Linked DNA regions of Mus musculus: regions 1, 2 and 3 are each linked to region 4. Evidence: chromatin loops called from intact Hi-C (ENCODE). Cell type or tissue: heart. All regions are shown on one strand. Region 1 overlaps Slc35c2 (solute carrier family 35, member C2). Region 2 has its middle 11 kb from the start of Elmo2. Region 3 overlaps Zfp663 (zinc finger protein 663). Region 4 has its middle 16 kb from the start of 1700025C18Rik.

Region 1 (5,000 bases), 200 kb after region 4:
GATGGGAACCTGCCTGTTTTACTGAACAAATTATTTCAAAATTACAACTAGCACTATTCACACTTAAAACAAACAAACAAACAAACAAAAAATCCCATTTTTATAGCACTTAGGGAGGGGTATGTATGAGTAATGCCCCACACTATGGTAGTCAGAGGACAATCTGTGGAGATGCTGTCTCCTTCCTCCATGTGGGGCCCAGGGATCAAACTCAAGTTTCTGGCTTAGTGGCAAGCACTTTTTTTTTTTTTGCCTACAGTGCCATCACTCCACTCCTGGAAATTCCTCCATGAAAGGAACACCCGTTAAGAGGCTCTTGGCTGTAACCCCTAAATGTGGGGACTCCTCTTCCTTGTCACCTGGGTAGGTTGTGGCTTCCTCAATCTGGATACCGACTGCTAATAACTGTGTGTCCAGCACTGTGAGTGGATTTCCATACATCTCTCTGTCTCCACAGTTGCTCAGGAGATAGCGCTATCCCATTTATGGGTAAAGAAACAGACTTGGGTATGTGTGGGGTGGGTGTGTGTGTGTAATCAGCAACATGCCCACTGGGGCAGAGAAAAATGGAGGACGTCTAGATCCTCGGCCTCTGTGAGGTTCGTTTCCTCAGCCAAGTTGAAATAGGTCCACAAATTCTAGCTGGACCGGGCCACCTGGCATTAAATAACTTATATGGAGGGTCAGAGAGTGGCCCCTGTCCTCCCCACCCCTGCTCGCTTTCCCTGGGCTAGGACAAAGGACTCTGCCTTCAAGTGCAGCTGTCTGCCACGTGGCCAACACTCCCTGGATGGCTTCCCCTGGAAGGATGATCCAGGATCCTCCATCCTCAGGGCTTTTGCAATAGGATGCTGGCAGGTACCATGGGGCAAATTCTCCTGGCTCCAGGCAACTCCTCTCAGGCCACCGGGATCTTTACAGCACAGGAAAAAACAGATGGAGATGATCCCCTGAGCCCCAAGGGTAGAGAGGGTACCAGAATTAAAGATGCAGGTATACCAGGCTCTCAGCAAACCCCTGGCTTGTTCTTGTCAGCACACCAACCACAAACGTCCTAGTATATTGGGGTCATTAACCTTCCTCCCACTGTGGGCTCCTGGGAGAGGTGGTGGGCACATAAGCACTTAAAACCCAGACCTAGGTCAACCCCCCCCCTCCGCCCCCCTTCCGCTGCTGCAGCAGCCCTGGAGCTGGGGACAACTGTACAGCCTCAGAGAGACCAGTCACATCCTCAGCTTCCTTCAACCTGGGCAAACGCTGAGTTGCCATGGTGATGCTGCAGCCCCCAAGATGCAGTGGCTGCAGACAGCATGGGTGGTTGGAGGGCTCAGGGCTGAGGGTGGACAGTCTAGACCAGGAGGCCAGGCAACTGGGTGGGCCGGGTGGGGGAGGAGGAAAGGGAGGCCTCCTCTAGGCCTGGCTGGTAATTGCTGCTAAGTGAGGGGCTGTCATTGAACCCAACATGTGAGCGGTGAGGACCCACTCCGCACCCTGTAATTACTGCACCAGACAGCAGTGCCAGATTGTGTCCTGGAGAGGGGGGCGGGGCAGAGCAGACAGGAAGCTCTCATCCACCTGAGCCAGCGGGCTGTGTGCGGCTCTCTCCCTCATAGGCAGCCACCTCAGCCCCTCCTGGCCTGTCTCTTCCCACATCATTGAGTTGGAACAAGAGCATTCTATAATCCTGCCCTCTGAGCTCGCAGAACCCAAGACAGGCAGGGGCCGGATAAGGTAGCTCTCTGGAGTGTGGGGGTTGGCAGGGAATCAGGTCTCAAAGCTGATCATAGTTCCAGTCCCTTTGAGGTTGGCTGCTCCTGGGCCTCAGTCTCCCCGCCAGACTCTAAACTCACAGGGATCCCTCTACAGCAGGGGTGGGCAAGAACTCATTTTGGAAACCAGATTTTACTGGGATGTAGCCACACCCCCTTTGTGTCTGTGCCATGCAAGGCTTCTTTCCTGCTTCAAGTTGCAACAGACACCATATGGCCCTCAATGGAAATATTTACTATTTGTCCCCTCTACAAGTTTGGAGTCCGGCTCATGTTCTGGGCATAGCCAATGCAGCTCGAGTCGCTCCAATTCCACTCAGAGCCCCTCCTGGGTCTTTGCCCAAAGCCACACAGACATCACCGCACAGTCAGGCACCCTCTGCTGCCAGGGTTTGGGCAGGGGTGGCAGCAGGCAGGGCTGGAACCACAGTGTAGGCAAATGGCGCCACCTGCTGTGAGTGCCTGAAGCACGTCTCCGGTCAAGCCTCCTGGGCCAGCAGCACCTGGGCCAAGGCAGAGGAGAACCAGCCCCGAGGACGGTGTCAGGCCACAAGAGGGCTCAGCCCTGTGGCATGACCTTAGAGAAGGGCACAAGTTGGCCCAGAGCCGGTAAATTCTTCTTTTTCTAAGTCTTGGTCTCTTGGTTCTTGACAGTACTTTAAGAATATATAACACTGAATCTGTAACATTTTCCAGAAAGCCTGAGCTAGACATTATTCCCTTTTTAAAAAGGGATTACGCCTTTAAAAAGCAGACACACAACCTACAGCACAGAGAAACTAAGTTATCCGCTTAAGGTCACACAGTACAAGGCAGAGCCGGAATGCAAATCTGGGCTGAGGCACTGGTAGTCTCCAGAGGCTGGTACTGAGCAAACACTCATTTATTTCCTGCGGTGGGTCCATGGTGTGGCCCCAAGGATGGGGCCTGGGGCACAAACAGGAGCATGGGCTACAGAAGGCGGAGCGGAGGACAAGGCCCCAGGCAGGGAACGGAGGAGAGGCCAGGCCCCAGGGCTCTCCCTGCTCTCATGCCTTAGGCAACACTGGGCTGTGGAGAGGAAATCATTATTTCAACTATAAATAAATCTACTCTCTGAGGAAGCTGCAGTCCAGGTGATGAGGCCTAGTCTCTCCATGACTCCTTTCCTGATACCCCACAGTCCGAATCTGAGAGACTACCTCATCTCTCACGTTCACCTTGGCTCTCAGAACCAGAACAATGGTGGAGACAGGCCACTGGCTCCCTTCACTGACAGCTCAGGTCCTATGTGAGCCTGGCATTCGCTTTTTGGGACCAAGCTCCACAGGGAAGAGCCGGAGGCTCAGAGTCCTTGCAGGAAGCTCTGAGGCCACCACTTGCAGCGGCTCTGAGAAACCGGCTGGGCTGCTGGACCTGGCCAAGATCTGCCAGCAGGGATGACCACAGAGTGGCCTGCTTTGCTGCTCCTGGGCTGGTCACTGTTGTCCCTGGGTCACAAAATATTCCTCTTCCCCGTCCTCTTCCTCCTGCTGGCTACTCCGGAGCAGCAGTTCCAGGTCAGCGCTGGAGCCCAGGCTCTTCAGGGGCTTGGGGCCACCATCACCTTGGGGTAGACACGTCACAGTTACTGACCTAGTAAACTTCTCTGGGGATGGCCCTTATATCCTCCCAGGGTGGTAGCACCACCTGGCACATGAGCTACAGCAACAGCTGGCAATTGGTGGCTAGATGGTGGGAGGGGCAGTCAGTAACACTAAGCCATGGGGAGGAGGCCACAGTACCTCTGGAATGTAGAGCCTTGAGGGCCACATGCAGGGAGATGCCAGAGAGGCAGAGGGCAAAGCCCAGCCAGTTCAGGAGGCTGATCTGGTCGCCCAGCAGGTGAGCTGCCAACAGCAGGGTGCAGACTTCCTGTGGGTAAAGGCAGACCATGGGTCAGAAGCTGACTCTGTGGCCAGGAAGGCGGGGCTCTGTGTACACTGAGGCCAAAGCCAGACCACTTGGTGTGACAGGCAGAGGTGGGGACCTCTGTACCCAGACCACCAGCCTGCAGACCTGTTGTTACTGAGATGCATGCCTCTCAGCAAAAACTGAATGCCAACCAACCCCCAGACTGCGGCACACGTGCCCCCAACAGTAAGGGAGTCGGCTGTTGCTAGGCACCCACAGATGGACAGCTCTCAGCATGGCGTTAAGACAGGTCTCTCCTCATCAGAGCTAGAAGATGCTTAACACCCAAATGTTTGCTTTGGGTGTCACTGCTCCGGCATGGGGTCTACCTGACCAGGCTCCTCCATAGACATGACCTGTGCACCCAGCCCTCAGTGCTGGGACTCTGCACAGATCAGCATTCAGTGCTCCAGGCTACTGCCATGTAACTCAAGCTGCCAGTCAGGCCCAAGGTAGGCCCACTGCAGGCCTGGCGGTGTGAGGCCTGGCCTGCGTCCTCAGAGCTACGTGCTGGTGAGAAGTGACACTGGCTCAGCTCCACAGGGGACAATGACATCACATCCTGCATCCCTCAGGGGGCTCCTTCCAGGGCAGGTCTGGGGTGGCTGCCCAGTGTGTACCTTAAAGATGCCAGCGATGGAGAGTGTGAGGCTTGACGTTCTGGAGACCAGGAGGAACTCGGAGAAGCCCAAACCGAAGGCCAGAATCCCACCGAGGAGGAGGCTCCCAAGCACCCACAGGAGCAGCCCTGTGTCCTGGAAGCGGAAGATCTTCTCAGAGGTGGACAAGTGGAGACCTGAAAGCAGCAAGGGGAGAGTGGGAGGCTGGGGCCTGCGCAGCCCTCCTGGCCCTACTCAACAGCTACCATGTTTCTTCAGCATGGTATCGCGGGGTGGGGAGTGCGGCTAGCTGATTATCTGAGGTAGGAGAAAGAAGGGGGGCTTTGAAATAGTCCCCCACAGATGGCCTGAGACTCAGGGACCAAGGTGGCTACTACAGAGCCCAGGGCAATGCGTGTCCATTATCAGAACAGGAGGAATTGTACCTGTGGACTCTGGTGGAGGCTGACTGTATACAGATACAAAATGTACAGATGTAGGGCCCTCACCTTTAGATGACATGCATGTTAGATGACGTGCATGTCAGTATACATGTACACGTGTATACACACACACACACACACACACACACACACACACAGAGCCTTATGCTCTACCACCCATCTATACAGCCCAGCCCACATCTGGGTCTTGCTACTATAAAGCTATGTATGGACTGTGGTGGAGATGGCCCCCTTTG
Region 2 (5,000 bases), 260 kb after region 4:
CATGTGTGTGCTCACCTGTGGGTGTTCAAGTCATGGTTCCACTGCTGTGAAGAGACACCATGACCACTGCTGTGAAGAGACACCATGATCTTTTTTTTTCTTGGATTTTCGAGACAGGGTTTCTCTGTGTAGTCCTGGTCGTCCTGGAACTCACTCTGTAGACCAGGCTGGCCTTGGATTCAGAAATCTGCCTGCCTCTGCCTCCCAAGTGCTGGGATTAAAGGCATGTGCCACCACTGCCTGGCTATGACCACAGCAACTCTTAGAAAAGAAAACGTTTAATTGGGGCTGGCTTACAGTTTCAGAGGCTTAATCCATTCTCTTTATAGCAAGGAATATGGTGGTGTGCAGGCAGACATGGTGCTGGGGAAGTAATGAGACCCATGTCTGAATCCACATGTAAGGAAGACAGAGGTCCTGGGCCTGGCTTGGGCTTTTGAAAGCTCAAAGCCCACCCCCCATGACACCCATCCTCTAAGAAGACAGCACCTGCTCTATCAAGGCCACACCTTCTAGTCCTTGTCAAGTAGTGCCACTCCCTGATGACCAAGCATTCAAAAATGTGAGCCTATGGGGGACAACCTTTTTGTTTGTTTTTAGACAGGGTTTCTCAGGGCTGGAACTAGCTCTGTAGATCAGGCTAGCCTTGAACTCATAGAGATCCACCTGCCTCTTCCTTCTGAGTGCTGGGATTAAAGGCTTGCACCACACCTGGCTAGGGGGCCATTCTTCTTCAAACCACCACTGTGTGTGTGTGTGTGTGTGTGTGTGTGTGTGTGTGTGTGTGTGTGTGTGTGTGTGATATGCATGTGTGCATGCCACAGAACACATATGGAGACCAGCCGTGTGTGTGTATGTGTGTGTGTGTGTGTGTGTGTGTGTGTGATATGCATGTGTGCATGCCACAGAACACATATGGAGACCAGAGAACAACTTCCAGGAGTCTCCTATTGCAAGTTCTGGGACTCAAACTCAGGTCAACAGGCAGTGTTTCCTGTTGTGCCATCTTGCTGGCCCCTTTTCGTACCTTCACAGACAGGCTGTACAGGAGCGTCTATGCCAGGCTCCCTTCTCATTTCATCCTCGGATGCACAGTCTGGTAGCACTCTCCTTTTACAGAGGGAAACCCTGCGGCAGCCATTGTTCCCAGGCCTCAGTCATCTGGTTAAGAGGGAGCTGGTGTTTAAGCCTGGTTCTGTCTGAGGCCCAGGTCTGAGACAACATTACCTCGTCTCTCTCGAGACAGCACTCGGCTTCAGATAGAAAGAGAGACAAAGTGGTTTAAAATGGGCAAAAGCAGCACGGGAAGAAATTTATGGGGACTTGGTTCTTTAAGCAAGAAGCAAAGGGCACGAGGCAGCCAGCCAGTCTGCTTTGGCTCTCAGAGGCTGGGTGCACATAATTCACAATAACTTAATTTGGGGAAATCGTTCTTCTGGGAACTGAGGTTTCTGGCATATTTGTGTGTGTGTAGAAGCAGAGGGAAGAAAGGACAGGGCCTTGGAGACTGTGGGGAGCAGGGAGCTGTCAGCCCCAAGGGGGCAAGTTCAGATAGCCTTGAGAGACAGGCATGCTGGATCAGGAAGCCACCCTTTTGCAACATGCAAAGTGTGTGTGTGTGTGTGTGTGTGTGTGTGTGTGTGTGTGTATGTGTGTGTGTAGGGAGGAGGCTAGTCAATGAGATTTGCAAAATTTCCAGCACACTAAGCAATGAAAATAATAAAGACCACTAACCAGTGTAACTAGAGGTGGAGGGCAGGCACCATTTTAAGAATTGCGCATTAATTTATTCACTCCTGGGGACTTTTACACTGCATCGGGTTGAACCTTCACCCCCCGACTCTTTGGATCAGGAATTATTCTTATTGCTCTCATTTTTCACAGGCTTAAGCTGGCGCTTACAGAATTAAGCCATTTGCTCCACAGCTATTTAGTAGCAGATCTGGGGCTCAAACAAGTGGACTCTGACCTTGAGGGTCAGAGCTCTGGAAACCACACCACATCCCTTAGGTCTGGAGCGCCCCCTGGCCTGTCTCCTAGAAACAGCTTCACTTGGGGACACTGAGAGATTTCTCTTTTAAATTTTCTGCCCTTCCTTCTTCTCTCCTTCCTTCCCTCCCCCACCTTCTGTCTCCTGATTTTTCTGAGACAGGGTTTCATATAGCCCAGGTTAGCCTTGAGCTTGTTATGTAGCCAAGAATGACCTTGAACTCTTCATCCTTCTGCCTCCATCTCCCAAACTCAGGTTTGTTTGTGGGGGTGGTGGACTGTGAGAGGAAGTCTGGTAAGGTTGAGCTAAGGTTAGAAGTCCCAGAGACCCTGAAGGGATGGTAGGAGCTTTGCCTGCTCTGGGAACCAGGTCCCTATCATGTAGCCATAGCTCCCCCACCACACACACACCCGTAGAGAGACTTGTGACCATCAGTCACACAGAGGTAGCACCCCAAACCCTCCCACATGTAGATAAGGTATCCCCAACCTTTAAGCACCTACTGTCAGACCCGGACCCACCCCAAAACTGTATGGGGTTGAAGGTGTGTAAGAAGAACTCCAACATCTAAGTGCTTCTGTCATAAGAGCTGTAACACGGCTACCAGAGAAGAGAACTGCTCTCCCGAAACGCCTCCAGAAGCTCCCCCACGCCCCTCACAGGCTGGTCAGCCTCCCACCAGCTCAGTTTCGTCTGACCTAGCCTGACCTAGAGCAGAGCGACCACCCAGTGCAGTGTCTTGGAGCAACGATGCAGTGACAGTGACAATGGCAGCGATGGTGGCAGCAGAGGCCATTCCCCCTCTCTGCTAGAGTTCTCTCCCCTTAGCCTGAACCCTTGCAACCAGCCTGGCCAGAGAACTACATGGAAACCCTCCGGTACACAGGCTCTCATTTCTTGTTGTCCTGTTCTACTTCTTGTTGTGGCTGGAGGCAGGGTTTCTCTGTGGAGGCCTGGCTGTCCTGGAACTCACTCTGTGCTCTGCCTCCAGAGTGCTAGGATCAAAGGTGTGTGCCGGCATGCCAAGCTTTTCAGAACTTTTAAAAAGGAGTGTTTTATTTTTAATTATGATGTGTACGTGTCGGCATGTGGATATGTGCCCAGAGGAAGCCAGGAGAGGCAGGTGGGTTCCTTGGAGCTGGAGTTATAGGGGCTTTGGAGCAGCCTGATCTGGGTGCTGGGAACTGAACTCAGTGTTCTCTGGGAAAAGAGCCAGTGCTCTTAACTGTTGAGCCAACTCTCCAGCCCCCCCAATGTCTTAAGAAGCTGTGCTGGCCCTCCATGGTGGGCTACTTCAGTGTACAAGGGGGGGGGAGGTCATGGACTCTTGTGGGAGGTGCACTTTTCTGAACAGGATCTATGCCCCTTGTAGCACCAGGGTTGGCCCCAGGAACTGCTTCACCAGCAGGAGGACTTAAGGTGACAGCAGCACACATCTTAATTAATAACATGAAATTTTTAGCTAAGTGTGAGGCATGAGTTCCAGCAGGTCAGGACATCTCTGAACAGGCCTAGAAGACATAAACAGTGCCAGCCTAAATCCCAGCGACACAGAAGACCGAGGCAGGAGGATTGCAAATGCAAGGCCAGTCTGGGCTCCATACAAAGTAAGTTCAAGACTGAGGCCGGAGGATCACAAATCCAAGGCTAGCTCAGGCAACTTAGTGAGATCCCCGCCTCAAAACCGAAAGTAAAGAGAGGACAGAAGGGAGAGCCATGTGGTGAGTGTGGCCTAGCAGGCCCAAGGCTGGGGGTTCACTTCCCAGTATATAAAAAAAAAATCAGTCAAACAAGCTTTGACGCAGAAGGTTCCCCCTCTCGTGCAATCCCTTGTCTTCACCCTGAAAAGTGGCATCTGAGGGGCCTAGTCTGTTTCCTTTGCCCCAGCAGACACCTCGAAGTTCTGCTGCTCTGACTGGGGATTTTCAGAAGAACCAACTGCCTATTGGTTGAGAAATGAAGGCAGACATCCTGGAGGGAATGGAGGCCCACCACTCTTCCCTGGGGACTGTCTTGGTTGGGGACAAGGTCCTGTGGCTCTGGTGAATTCTATAGGAGAACTCCTCCCTTCCAGACACATTGTCTGGTTGTTTTCTATAAGTGTCTGTTGAATGTTCCCTATGTATGACCCGGGCCAAACACCTTCATTTTCAAATTCACAGGCAGAGTGTGTAAGCAGAGAAATATAAATTGTGTGTGTGTATGAATGTGCATACATGTGAATGTATGGATGTGTTTCTGTTTGTGTATATGAATTTGTGAGTGAGGGGTGCAAACATGGTGTATGTGTGAGTGTGTGGCTATACAAGTGTATAGGTGGTTGTATGTGTGTGCAGTGGATGTGCATGCGTTTGTACAGATGTGCATGACTGTGTGTGTGTGCTGAGTCAGAAGAGGACTTCAAATGCCTCCTCTATCATCCTCCACCTTACTCCCATGAGAGAAGATCTCCCACTCAACCTGGAGCTAGGCTGGATGCCATCATGTCCCTCTCCCCCAAGCAGGATCCTCCTGTCTCTGCTCCTCTCAGCTCTGAGTTACAGGTGCACACAGCCAGGCAACTCTTGACTGGAAATTCCAGCTCAGACACTCATGGCTATACAGCCTGCCCTTGTACCCACTGAGCCATCACACCAGCCCACTTCCTCAACATTCAGAAGGCTAGTGAGCAAAACTGCAGTGTCCGCTGCTGTAACTGAGGCCAGGGTGGCATTTTGAAATCATCCTTTCTCCTCCGTCACCCAGTCTGGCATCCTCTCAACATGGGTGGTCTAAACCTTATCTTCCGGGTTAGAGCCTTTATTCTGGCCTTCGTCTAACGGTCATTCCTCAACCCAGCTAAAGCCGTCCCAGGAGTGCTCTGGGTCCCCATTGTTCAGTAGCTTCCCGAGCTCCTCGTCCCACAGGGTGGCTTATCCCAGCTGATGTGGCCCTTCCTTCCTTAGCCTACTATTCCTGCATGTGGCCATGTGACTAATCCTGCATCTGGTCCTTGTTCCTAAGATACCAG
Region 3 (5,000 bases), 290 kb after region 4:
TAAAACTTTACTCTTGACACTGATTCGGCTTCTAAGATAAAAAAAAAAAAAAAAAAAAAACTTTTACAAACTGATGGGAGTCTTGTCTGTGAGTCTATGCGCAGTGTCAGGGTGGGGCTTACCCACTGCTCGTAGGTGCCTGTAGGTCTCCAGCATCACTTCCCTGTACAGGTGCCTCTGGGCAGCATCCAGCAGCTGCCACTCCTTCTGAGTGAAGACCACAGACACATCTTCGAACAACACTGGTCCCTGAAACAGACCAACGGGGCTCAGTTGGAAAGGCTCAGAAGCAAAGCAACAGGAGACACAGCTAGGGAATGAGTTGCCCTATCCGTGTCGATCTGCTCTGGCTGCGGAGGACACTTAGGCTGGAGCTTGTTCTGTAAGGATCTTACAGACTTGAGATTTCCTACACATACAAACATTGGCAGCAGTGAACTGCGGGAGACGTACTTCTTTCTTTAGGTCACATGCCACCAAGTTTGTATGTGTGCATGTATGTGCACACGTGTGTGCTCATATGGATATCAAAGGTCAGTGATGAATGTTTTCCTTGGTACCTCTTCATCTTGTATTTTTAAAATCAATTTTGTTAAGGTAGGGTGGGGGTGTATATGTGCGCATATGTATGTATGTGTGTATGTGCATATTGTGTGTATATGTGTGTTGTCTATGTGCATGTTTATGTTTATGTATGTGAGTCTATGTGCATGAATGTTCATTCCTGTGTGAAGGTGTGTATGTATGTATGCATGTATGTATGTATGCATGTATGTATGTATGTATGTATATGCTTGTATTGTATGCATATATGGGTATGTTGTATATGTGTATGTTTATGCGTGTAAGCCTGTGTGCATGTGTGCTCATTCCAGTGTGAAGGTGCAGACCACGCATGCTGAGATGTGCGTGTGGTGACCACCTGTGAGGATAGAGGATGTCTGTCCTCACCTCCCCACCTTATTTGAGACAGGGTCTCTTCAGTCTGTGCACCATGGCTAACTGGCTGTGGGTTTCTGGAGGGTCTCCTGTCTCTGCCTCCTGGTAGGGAGCACACTGGAGTTGCTGAGGTTTGTGCCACTTGCCTAGTGGTTTCTTGGGGCTGTGTCACCATACCTGGCTTTTAAACATGGGTGCTGGAGTTCTGTACTCAGGTCCTTATGCATCTCGGTGGGCAATTCACCCTCCGAGCCATCTCTCCAGTCGTTGTCTGTGCACAGCAAGCTCTGGGCAACTGCAGCTGTAGCATGAGTAAAGGCTTAGAGGGTAGCTGAAAACAGAGCTGGTGTTAGAGGAGTTACAGGGAGGGTGGTGAGAGAGGAGGAGACTGGAGGCCTGGGAGAGGCCAGAACAGTTCAAGTGTGGGGGAGGGGCAGAGGAAGAAAGGGTAGGCTGGTGGCTCCCATCAGCACATCCCTTGGCAATCTTAGTGTATGCACACAGTCCTCAAGTAATCCCCCAAACTAGAGGTCAACAAGTTTAGTTTTAGACAAACAAACAAACAAACAAACAAACTCCCAAAGGTAATGGAAATTCCAGTATTTTTTACAAACACACCTCTGGTTTAGCCTGTTCATATCTCATGAAACATCTCCCTTCTTGGGGATCATCTATGGGTTGCAGAGACACACAGGCAACTCAGCTAACACAACTAGATTTATATTTTGAGAGCAACACTCTAGGAACAAACTATAGATTGACTTAAGGAGCCGATTCTCAGGTTAGAGAGATGCCTCAGTGCTAAAGAGCACTGGCTGCTCTTGTGGATGACAGGGGTTTGAGGCCAGCACCCACATGGCGGCCCACACGCCTTTAATTTCCATTCTATGGGGTCCAATGCTCTCTTCAGGCCTCCTTGGGTACCAGGCATGCATGGAGACAAAACACCCATATACATTTAATTTAAAAAGAAAGGAAGGAAGGAAGAGAGAAAGAGAGAGAAAGAAAAGAGGAAGAAAGAGAAAGAACGAAAGAAAGAAAGAAAGAAAGAAAGAAAGAAAGAGGAAGGAAGGAAGGAAGGAAGGAAGGAAGGAAGGAAAGGAAGGAAGGAAGGAAGGAAGGAAGGAAGGAAGGAAGGAAGGAAGGAAGAAAGAAAGAAGGGAGGAAGGAAGGGAAGAAGAGAGAAACTGGTTCTCAGCCACAGCAGTGGTTGCCTCCCTGGGGACATCTGGCAACATCTGTGGGCTGCACATTTGCTACACTGAGAGGGCAGCACTAGTGTAGTGCTGCCATCTAGTGGATTCATCCAGACACACAGCTAAACGCCCTACAACAAAGCAAGTTGACCTCTCTCCAAGTGATCAGGTTAGGAAGTGGATCCAGTAAGAAGTTAGAGACTTCTCTAACAGCTGGGATAAGGTCACTGTGACAGAGTGTGCCTGGAGTTGAGCAGGAAAGAAGAGAAGGAGAGGAGCTTTGAAGGTAGTGAGTGGGCACGCGGCTTAGGGCCACATACTGTCCTGAGATGAGATTGTAAAGCCCAAAGAATGTGCTGGGGAGAGAGGGAATGGGAAGAGATCAAGAGGGAAGGGAGGGAGGGAAGTAGGGAAAGACAGAAAGAGGTGGGAAGGGAAGGTGAGGGAGAGGGAGAGAGGAAGGGAAGGGAAGGAGGAAGGGAGGGAGAGATGGGCATAAGATAAGCTTTGGACTCCAGAGAGAGAGATAGGGACAAGCCCACTCTTTTAGAAATCAGATCTATCTCCGAAGTAGAAACTTTTAGTTCTTTGGAAAGTTAGTTATGTCAAATGGTGGTTTGCTGGGGCACACAGGTGAAAGGATCTTTTGCTAAAGCAGACACGTGAAAGACAGTTTTCCTGAAGCAGACACACGTGAAACGATGTTTGGATAGAGCAGACATGCGAGAGGACCCTTGATGAAGGAGTGAGTATAAATATGACCCCACCCACAGACACTCTTGATGAAGGAGTATAAATACGACCCCACGGACAATGGGGGACGAGCACTGAGCATCGGTTTGATTTGTTCTGTCTCGCTATTCTTCACTAAAGTCACGCATGTATTGGTACATGTCTTTAGTGAAGACCTTACATAGTGCTGTTGAGCTCAACTTATGCTAACACCACCACTGAGAGACACTCACCCGAGAACTGCTTGTGAGGCTCCTGCGGCAGCTTGCTGCTTCTGCAGCCTTGCCTTAGGCCGGTTAGGAAGCCTGGCAGTTTCTTCAGGATTGACCTACAGCTGCTGGTTGGTGCCTGGTATCTTCCTGCAGAAAGGACTGGTCTGTAGCTGCTGGTTCATGCCTGGTATCTGCTGGTCTGCAGCGGCTGAGTCGTATTTGGTATTTGCTACAGGACTGAACCCAAGAAGATCAAGTTCGTCCCCAAAGAACTACAGCTGAACAGGTCCACTTCCCCCAGATCTTAACAATTTTTCTCTTCCACGACCTCTGCTGGGTGGTGGGCTATTGGAGAGACTGAACTCTTACTAAAAGTAAGTTGCAAAAAAAATTATGCCTACATATCTCAGCAGTATCCAAAACTGCAAGGAGGGAATTGTCCACAAAGAACCGGAAGATTGGAGAAGCAGAGGCAGTAGTAACCAGTACAGAAAACTCATAGGCCCTGAGGCCCAAGAAGGGACTGGAAGCAGGGCTTTGGGTCTGCAGTGGTGCTCAGAAATGACAAGCCCAAGAATGAGTGGCTTTCTAGGGTTTGTGTCACACAGCTCGCTCTTCTGCTCTTGCGTCTTGAGAGAGAAGCAAGGGCGTCCCAGGCTTGTTGTCCTCACAGAGGAGCACAGGGCCGGGCTGTGGGCATGTCAGAAATTTCTATTAGTTTCTGGCAGACAGTGAGTGGGTGGCAGGTACCCCAGGCACCTGTTGCCACCCCACAGACACAGACTGAGCAGCGCCTCAGATCTCCTTATAGAACCCAGCAAGGCCTTTTAGCTTAGAAAGCGCAGAGGCTGGGGGTTGACCAGAGCTGTGATCAGCAGACAGACTGCCAGACTTCTGGGCAGATCCTCAGCCCTGAGGGTTAATATTCAGGGTCGTTCCCTAGAATGCGCAGGGTACTGTCCCCTGGAGTCTGAGACCTTCAGAGCCAGTCAGGAGCTGGGCACTGTGCAGAGCGCCCTGATGCGGCACGATTTTCTTCTGGGTGATTCTGGGGGAATAGTAAATCCCACTCTCTGTCAGAGGAGGGGTCCCCTGGAGTTTGTCTCCCTGTCTCAATCTATACAGTCTGAAGACAACATCCTAAGGCATCTCCCATCATCTCGCGTGAAAGGCCTCAGGCCAGGCCCTATCCCATGGGAAAGATCAGGAGCGGAGCCTCAGCTCCAGGTAGCAGAGCAAATGCAGACAGCCACCCGGGTAGCTGCAGCACAGAAGACGGAAAAGACCTGTGACATGAGAATAAGAGAGAATCAAGGTCCGAAAAGCAAGCTGGGGAAGGGGCTCACAGGCCGCAGAACCAATGCAATGTGAGTGAGAAACTGATGATAAGCCAGGGAAGATGGGAATGGCTGTAAGCATCAAAGAGAGGGGCTGGAGAGATGGCTCAGAGAGCACTGGGTGATCTTCCAGAGGTCCCAAGTTCAATTCCCAGCACCCAATATGGTGGCTCATAACTGTCTATAATGGGATCTAGTGCCCCCTTCTGGCCTGCAGGCATACATGCAGGCAGCATGCTGTATACATGCTGAGAGGGCTGGGGCGGAGCGCCTGCGTATAGTCCGTATATAAGGCCTTGGATTCACTCACCAATACTGGGGACAATAGAGATTGAAGGAAAATAAAGTTGGGCCGGGGAGATGGCTCGGTGGGCAAGACACTTGTCTCCAAGCTTGAGAACCAGAACCAGAAGCTGGAAGGAGAGAACGGAGTCCGAGACTTCTGACCTGCATTTGCACACAGTGGCACGTGCACTGCCCCTCCCCCCAAAGCGAAAGAACAGAAAGCCGGATGGACGGCCCTCTTAGTGGCCAGCCATAGACGGAAGCTCAGAATGGGGAGACAGCATGAAAGGGTGGAGGCA
Region 4 (5,000 bases):
TTGGGGTCACTTGGGGGGGTTGTCTACAGTACAGACTCCAGGTCTTGGGGCCACAAACCCATTACAATACAGAGCAAGATCAAACCTCAACAGTGGTGCATGCCTGTAACCCTAGCACTCAGGAGGAAGAGGACTAGGAGTTCAAGGCTAGCCTTGGATATATAGTTAACTCAAGGTCAGCCTGGGCTACATGATTGTCTTAGTTGGGGTTTTATTGCTGTAAACAGACACCATGAGCAAGGCAACTCTTAAAAGGACAACATTTAATTGGGGCTGGCTTACAGGTTCAGAGGTTCAGTCCATTATCCTCAAGGCAGGAACATGGCAGCATCCAGGCAGGCATGGTGCAGGAGGACCTGAGAGTTCTATATCTTCATCTGAAGGCTGCTAGGCTGAAGCTGACTTCCAGACAGCTAGGGTGAGGGTCTTAAAGCCCACACCCACAGTGACACACCTACTCCAACAAGGCCACACATCCTAATAGTGCCACTCCCTGGGCCTAGCATTTACAAACCATCACAATGATACTGTCTCAAAAACAAACATTAAAGAGCAACAACTTCTCCCAACAACCCGAACCATACACACAAAGCCACACATCCTTCAAACAGTTTTTATATACGATATGACAGTATGTAAGCAGGCTGCATATTATATTTGAATACAGTATGTATAGATATGGAAGGAAAGCTAAGATACCATGAATGCCTGTGTGGGTAAAACAAAGCATTGAAAATCCCAACTTTGACAGTGGTCTAGCGAGATGGGTCAGGGCTAGGAGCAGCAGCTCCTGCGAAGGCTCTGGGTTTAGTTTCCAGCCCTCACACAGGGCATATGTGTATCATGTGTGCACTGTCCACACAGGTGGAACACTTGTACACATAATATAAACGAACTATCTTTTTTAAAAAAAGAATGGTGTGGTCTGAAGTGGGTGGGTGGGAGTGTTGTGTTTCCAATAATGCTTCATTATTTTTCCAAGAGAACAGAAGATTCATATAATGATTATGTAATTTTAAAAAACCATCAAACATGTACAAAGGAGATGAAGGGTGGACATGCTGGGTTTGCTGTTAGGTTGAAAGAATTAGGATCTTTTCTGAGCTTAAGTAAGAGTGTCCCCAGACTGCTGTGTCTCCAGGGAGTTTTGCCTGTGTGCTCACAACCAGCAGCAAGCTTGCAAGGCTTCAGGTACACAGAAGCAGCCTTGCAGGGCAGGCAGGGTCGGTGTGCCTCGCTGTTTTGCAGGGGTGCAAATGGGTAAAAAGAGGTGGAGTGACTTGCCATCGGTGACACAGGGCTGTGCAGTGGCCCATGAACTCTCATCTCCAAGCTGCTCCAAGATCTGGCTCTCTGCTTTCCAGAACCTAGGCATGGTGGGCGACAGCTTTCAGGGAGATCCTGGGTCCCTCTCCTGCCCCACGACAACATCTCGGGATAAAAATAGACCATCCTGTTCTCTTTTCCTGCTGTGCCAACTGTAGGGGAGCCTAGCCAGGAGGAGCGGCAGATGGAGTGGGAGCAGAGGGGAGGGAAGGAAGGCCGGGGGACAAGGAGGGGAAGGAGGAGACGTGCCTGAAAGAGGGTTCCCGCAAGACTCCTACTGAGGTTTAACCCGTGGGTCTCAGGATGTTTGGATCCCACTGCTTAGAGGGTGGAGCTGGCAGTGGCTGGTCCTGATGGAAGCCGGGGATGCTGAGGGACGAGGGTGCAGCTGAAAGCCAAGAGAAGGACACCTGGCTTTGGCAGTCTTCCCAGAAGAGCTTCCAGGGCCATTTGGTGGCACCAGGTGGAAGCTTCAGTTTAGAAAGCAGAGGGAAGTATGACAGAGGGGGAGGAGAACTTTAGGGTCTAATACTCATCCCCTGCCTAGAGCCCAAATGTTGGTGGCGCTAACTTCCATGGCAGGGTGTGTGTGTGTGTGTGTGTGTGTGTGTGTGTGTGTGTGCGCGCGCGCGCGCGCGCGTGCGCGTACACATGCATGTGTGTTGGATAGAGGCAAAAGACTCATCTCCCACCTGTTACCTGAGTGATCTTGGGCCAGTCACTGCCACCTTTGCCTCTGTTAGAGGGCAGCTGTCACACCCTCGCGGCAGGTGCTGGTGGCGGTGGTGGCTTCCAGACTCTCCTCCAGGTTACAGGTTCTTGGATTTGAAGGAACAAAGTGACCAACTGTGAGGGTTGCCGAGAGACAGATTGCTGGGCCGCACCTCCCATGTTTCTGGCTCAGATCTGGGACCAGGACCAAGAATTTGCATTTCCAGCAAGTTCCCCAGGTGGTCCTGATACTGCAGGATCAGAGAACACACTCTGAGTACAGTTGCCCTTGGCTCACATTGCTGTGTAAGCAGTGGGTTTCCTGTTGGCTTTGGGATTAATGGTTGGGGCTTCCCCCATCCTGGATACTTTTGTGGCTGTGGTGGCTGCAGGCCAGGCTGGGAACAGCTAGGAGAGTGAGTGCCCAGGAGCACACACTATCAGTCCAGCTAATTGAGATAGTGTCTTATGCACGCCAGGCTGGCCTGAAACTCACCACACGGCAGAGGAGGGCAAGCTGACCCTCCAGTGCTGGGGTTATCAGCATGAGCCACCAGAAACAGTTCAGTGCAGTTCAAGGGACTAAACCTGAGGCTTTATGCATGTCAGGCAAACACTATGTCAGCTGAGCTGCCTCCTATCCCTGAGGGGTGACCACACCCCGTTTCCCTAGAGTGATGTAACCTCACACGCCCACAGCCTGCGCATGGTCCTGCTGCTTTTTGTCTGTCACTTTCTCGGTTCAACGTGTTCCCTGGCTCAACTCCCTGACTCACTGTCTGCTTCCATTCATGTCTCTGGTCGGCTTCTGGAAGTTTCTTCCGAAAGTCTGCAGAGCCAAGCATAGCAAAGTAACTTTTGTATCTTTTAGCATCCCTCCCAGAGGGAAGAGGTGGGCATGCTCTGGTTCTACAGCAGCTTAACATGAGCTGTCTGTGATGCCGGGAGTTCCCTACAGTATGGGCTTCTGCCACACATCCCTGATGAATGAATGACTGGTTTTCTAAGGATCCTTCCTGTCCAGCCTGAATGTTAAAGGGAGGACCAGCAGGTGTTGGGGTGGCAGAGATGGAGGGGTGCCTGTGATGCTGATAGTGGCCAGCAGGTGGCAGCAAGGTAACACTCTAAAGTCCTTGCTGGCTGCTTGACAGTCCTAGGTGATGATAGCTCTGCTTTGAGCTGGCTCTGCACAGGGCCCATGCTTTGGAAATGAGGCCTGTCCTCCTGCCTTCCTCACTCCTCAGTTCTGATTAGAACTTAACAGGCAGTCTCAGTCTGAACACTCATCTGAGGTGTGGGATCGTACTGCACCCATTTCACAGATGGGGCTTAGAGGCCAAACAACTTGTTCGGATTAGAGCTGAGATCTAGATCTAAGTTCGTTCCCATCAAGACTGGGACAAACGGGGGTCTGAGCTGGGCAACTAAGCGGTCGAGGATGTAGGTCTGGAGACTAGAAAAGATGAGGCCACCTGGGCCAAGATCCCTTCCCTGGGGCAAAGTCTATTGGCTCTTAAAGGTGCTTCTCAGGGGGGAATGAGAGGGTTCTGCGTTGTTTCCCAACACGCAAATGCAGCTAATTTTATAGTTTGAAGGTCTTGTTAATATGGAGGGTTTAGGATGGAAAGACAGGGAATCTCAATGTATTCAATCCTTTGCTTGGCGCGCGCACACACACACACACACACACACACACTATATATATATATATATATATATAGTCCTGACAGGAACATGAGCAGGTCAGGTAGCGTGTTCTAAGCACACCGTCTTCATCCTCTGCCATTCAGGAGGTTGGATGAAGCCCTAGGGGCTTTGGCTGAAGTTGTTACACAATGACCTGGGCCCAAGGCACTGCAACCCAAGACTTGGACACTGCTTTTGGGCAGCCCTACTAGGTACAACGTAGCCTGAGGTGGCCCTTCTCCAGGTGTGCGCACACAGATGCCCTCTCGCAGACTCAGGCTTGCAGTAGGTTCCTTGGGCAGCAGAAGTTATTAAAGGCTGTGCCCCGGAGGAGGATTGCTCTCCCCTGGAGTCAGCCGGGCATAGAAAATTACAAACCCACCCGCCGGGGTGGGGAGATGCAGTTTTAATTTAAAAAGGGGGTGGGGAATCGTGCTGCAGTTTGGGGTGGGGAGGTCCTTCCTGAAGGAGGCTTTTCTGAAACTAGTCGTGTGGTAAAATAAGAATTCTAGAAAGATCACCTGCTGGCAACCCAGCAGGTGTTGCCCCAGGGGCAGTGGGCTGGGTCTGTGCTTCCTCTTCAGCACCAGGCCTTCTGTCTCTTGCCCTGCGGATGTGTCGATCTGGGTCTGTCCGTCTGTCCAGCTAGCCCCTGCCTCCTCCTCACACCAGGCCTCCCTCCCACTTCCTTCAGGGACTGTCTGGCCCTCAATCCATCCTTCCCACTTCCTGCCCACCTCCTTCATCTCCAGCCCCTTCACCACACCCGGGTTCTCTCTCAAACAAGTGTTATTGTTTTGGCTAATTATAAAAGCCATACTCCAGAATCACACCCCCATCGGAGCGATGCACAGGGCCAGGAAAACAAGGCCACCTGTGCGCCTCCCACCATCCTGCCAATCATAAGGTACGGTCCTTTCAGAATTGCTTTCTGTGTGCCACAAATAGTTTTTAAACTTGAGATATTATTACATGCACTGTTTTGTAAGCAGCTTTCTTTGCTTAGCGGGATACACCAGATGTCTCTCCGTGCCAATAAATATATAGAGCCACAACATGGTTTTAATCGCTCCAGATTCCATTTGTATGGCAGGCTCCTGACTAGTTAGGGAGCCCTGATATTGCTGGACTAGAAGCATACTCTCTTCTGGTCTTCCTCTGGATCTTCCTGAGGCTCTCTCTCTCTCTCTCTCTCTCTCTCTCCATCATCCATTTTCTTTCCATCCACTCCCTCTACTACTTTCCTGCCTCCATCCTTGACTTCTCTGGCCCCGGTT

What was found. Peaks named below come from ENCODE experiments on the same cell type or tissue, not always from the same donor. Only the 100,000 strongest peaks of a DNase experiment are listed, where the experiment ranks them.
Region 1: it touches region 4 in a loop (10-fold over the local background); 36 of 42 quality-filtered maps call a loop at or near these places.
Region 2: it touches region 4 in a loop (11-fold over the local background); 18 of 42 quality-filtered maps call a loop at or near these places.
Region 3: it touches region 4 in a loop (10-fold over the local background); 33 of 42 quality-filtered maps call a loop at or near these places.

Annotation. Positions count from the first base shown.
Region 1 is chr2:165,273,920-165,278,919 of GRCm38, forward strand. It overlaps Slc35c2 (solute carrier family 35, member C2), which reads right to left. Exons shown (of 10, transcript NM_144893.2): 8 at 4,322-4,497; 9 at 3,533-3,662; 10 at 2,603-3,354. The coding sequence ends at 3,227. Among named protein-coding and RNA genes, the nearest start is that of Slc35c2, 11 kb to the right of the region's middle. In heart, a CTCF peak has its summit at 2,214 (motif pointing left); a DNase peak (open chromatin) is centred at 2,184; H3K27me3 peaks cover 366 bases.
Region 2 is chr2:165,335,368-165,340,367 of GRCm38, forward strand. No RefSeq gene overlaps it. Among named protein-coding and RNA genes, the nearest start is that of Elmo2, 11 kb to the left of the region's middle. In heart, a CTCF peak has its summit at 2,021; no DNase peak of the experiment used is centred here; H3K27me3 peaks cover 1,038 bases.
Region 3 is chr2:165,358,849-165,363,848 of GRCm38, forward strand. Zfp663 (zinc finger protein 663) reads right to left here. Exons shown (of 6, transcript NM_001379474.1): 2 at 3,101-3,316; 3 at 1,117-1,240; 4 at 123-249. The coding sequence starts at 1,131. Among named protein-coding and RNA genes, the nearest start is that of Gm29831, 5.8 kb to the right of the region's middle. In heart, a CTCF peak has its summit at 2,235 (motif pointing left); a DNase peak (open chromatin) is centred at 2,153; H3K27me3 peaks cover 2,485 bases.
Region 4 is chr2:165,071,967-165,076,966 of GRCm38, forward strand. No RefSeq gene overlaps it. Among named protein-coding and RNA genes, the nearest start is that of 1700025C18Rik, 16 kb to the right of the region's middle. In heart, no CTCF peak of the experiment used is centred here; DNase peaks (open chromatin) are centred at 2,605 and 3,125; H3K27me3 peaks cover 4,669 bases.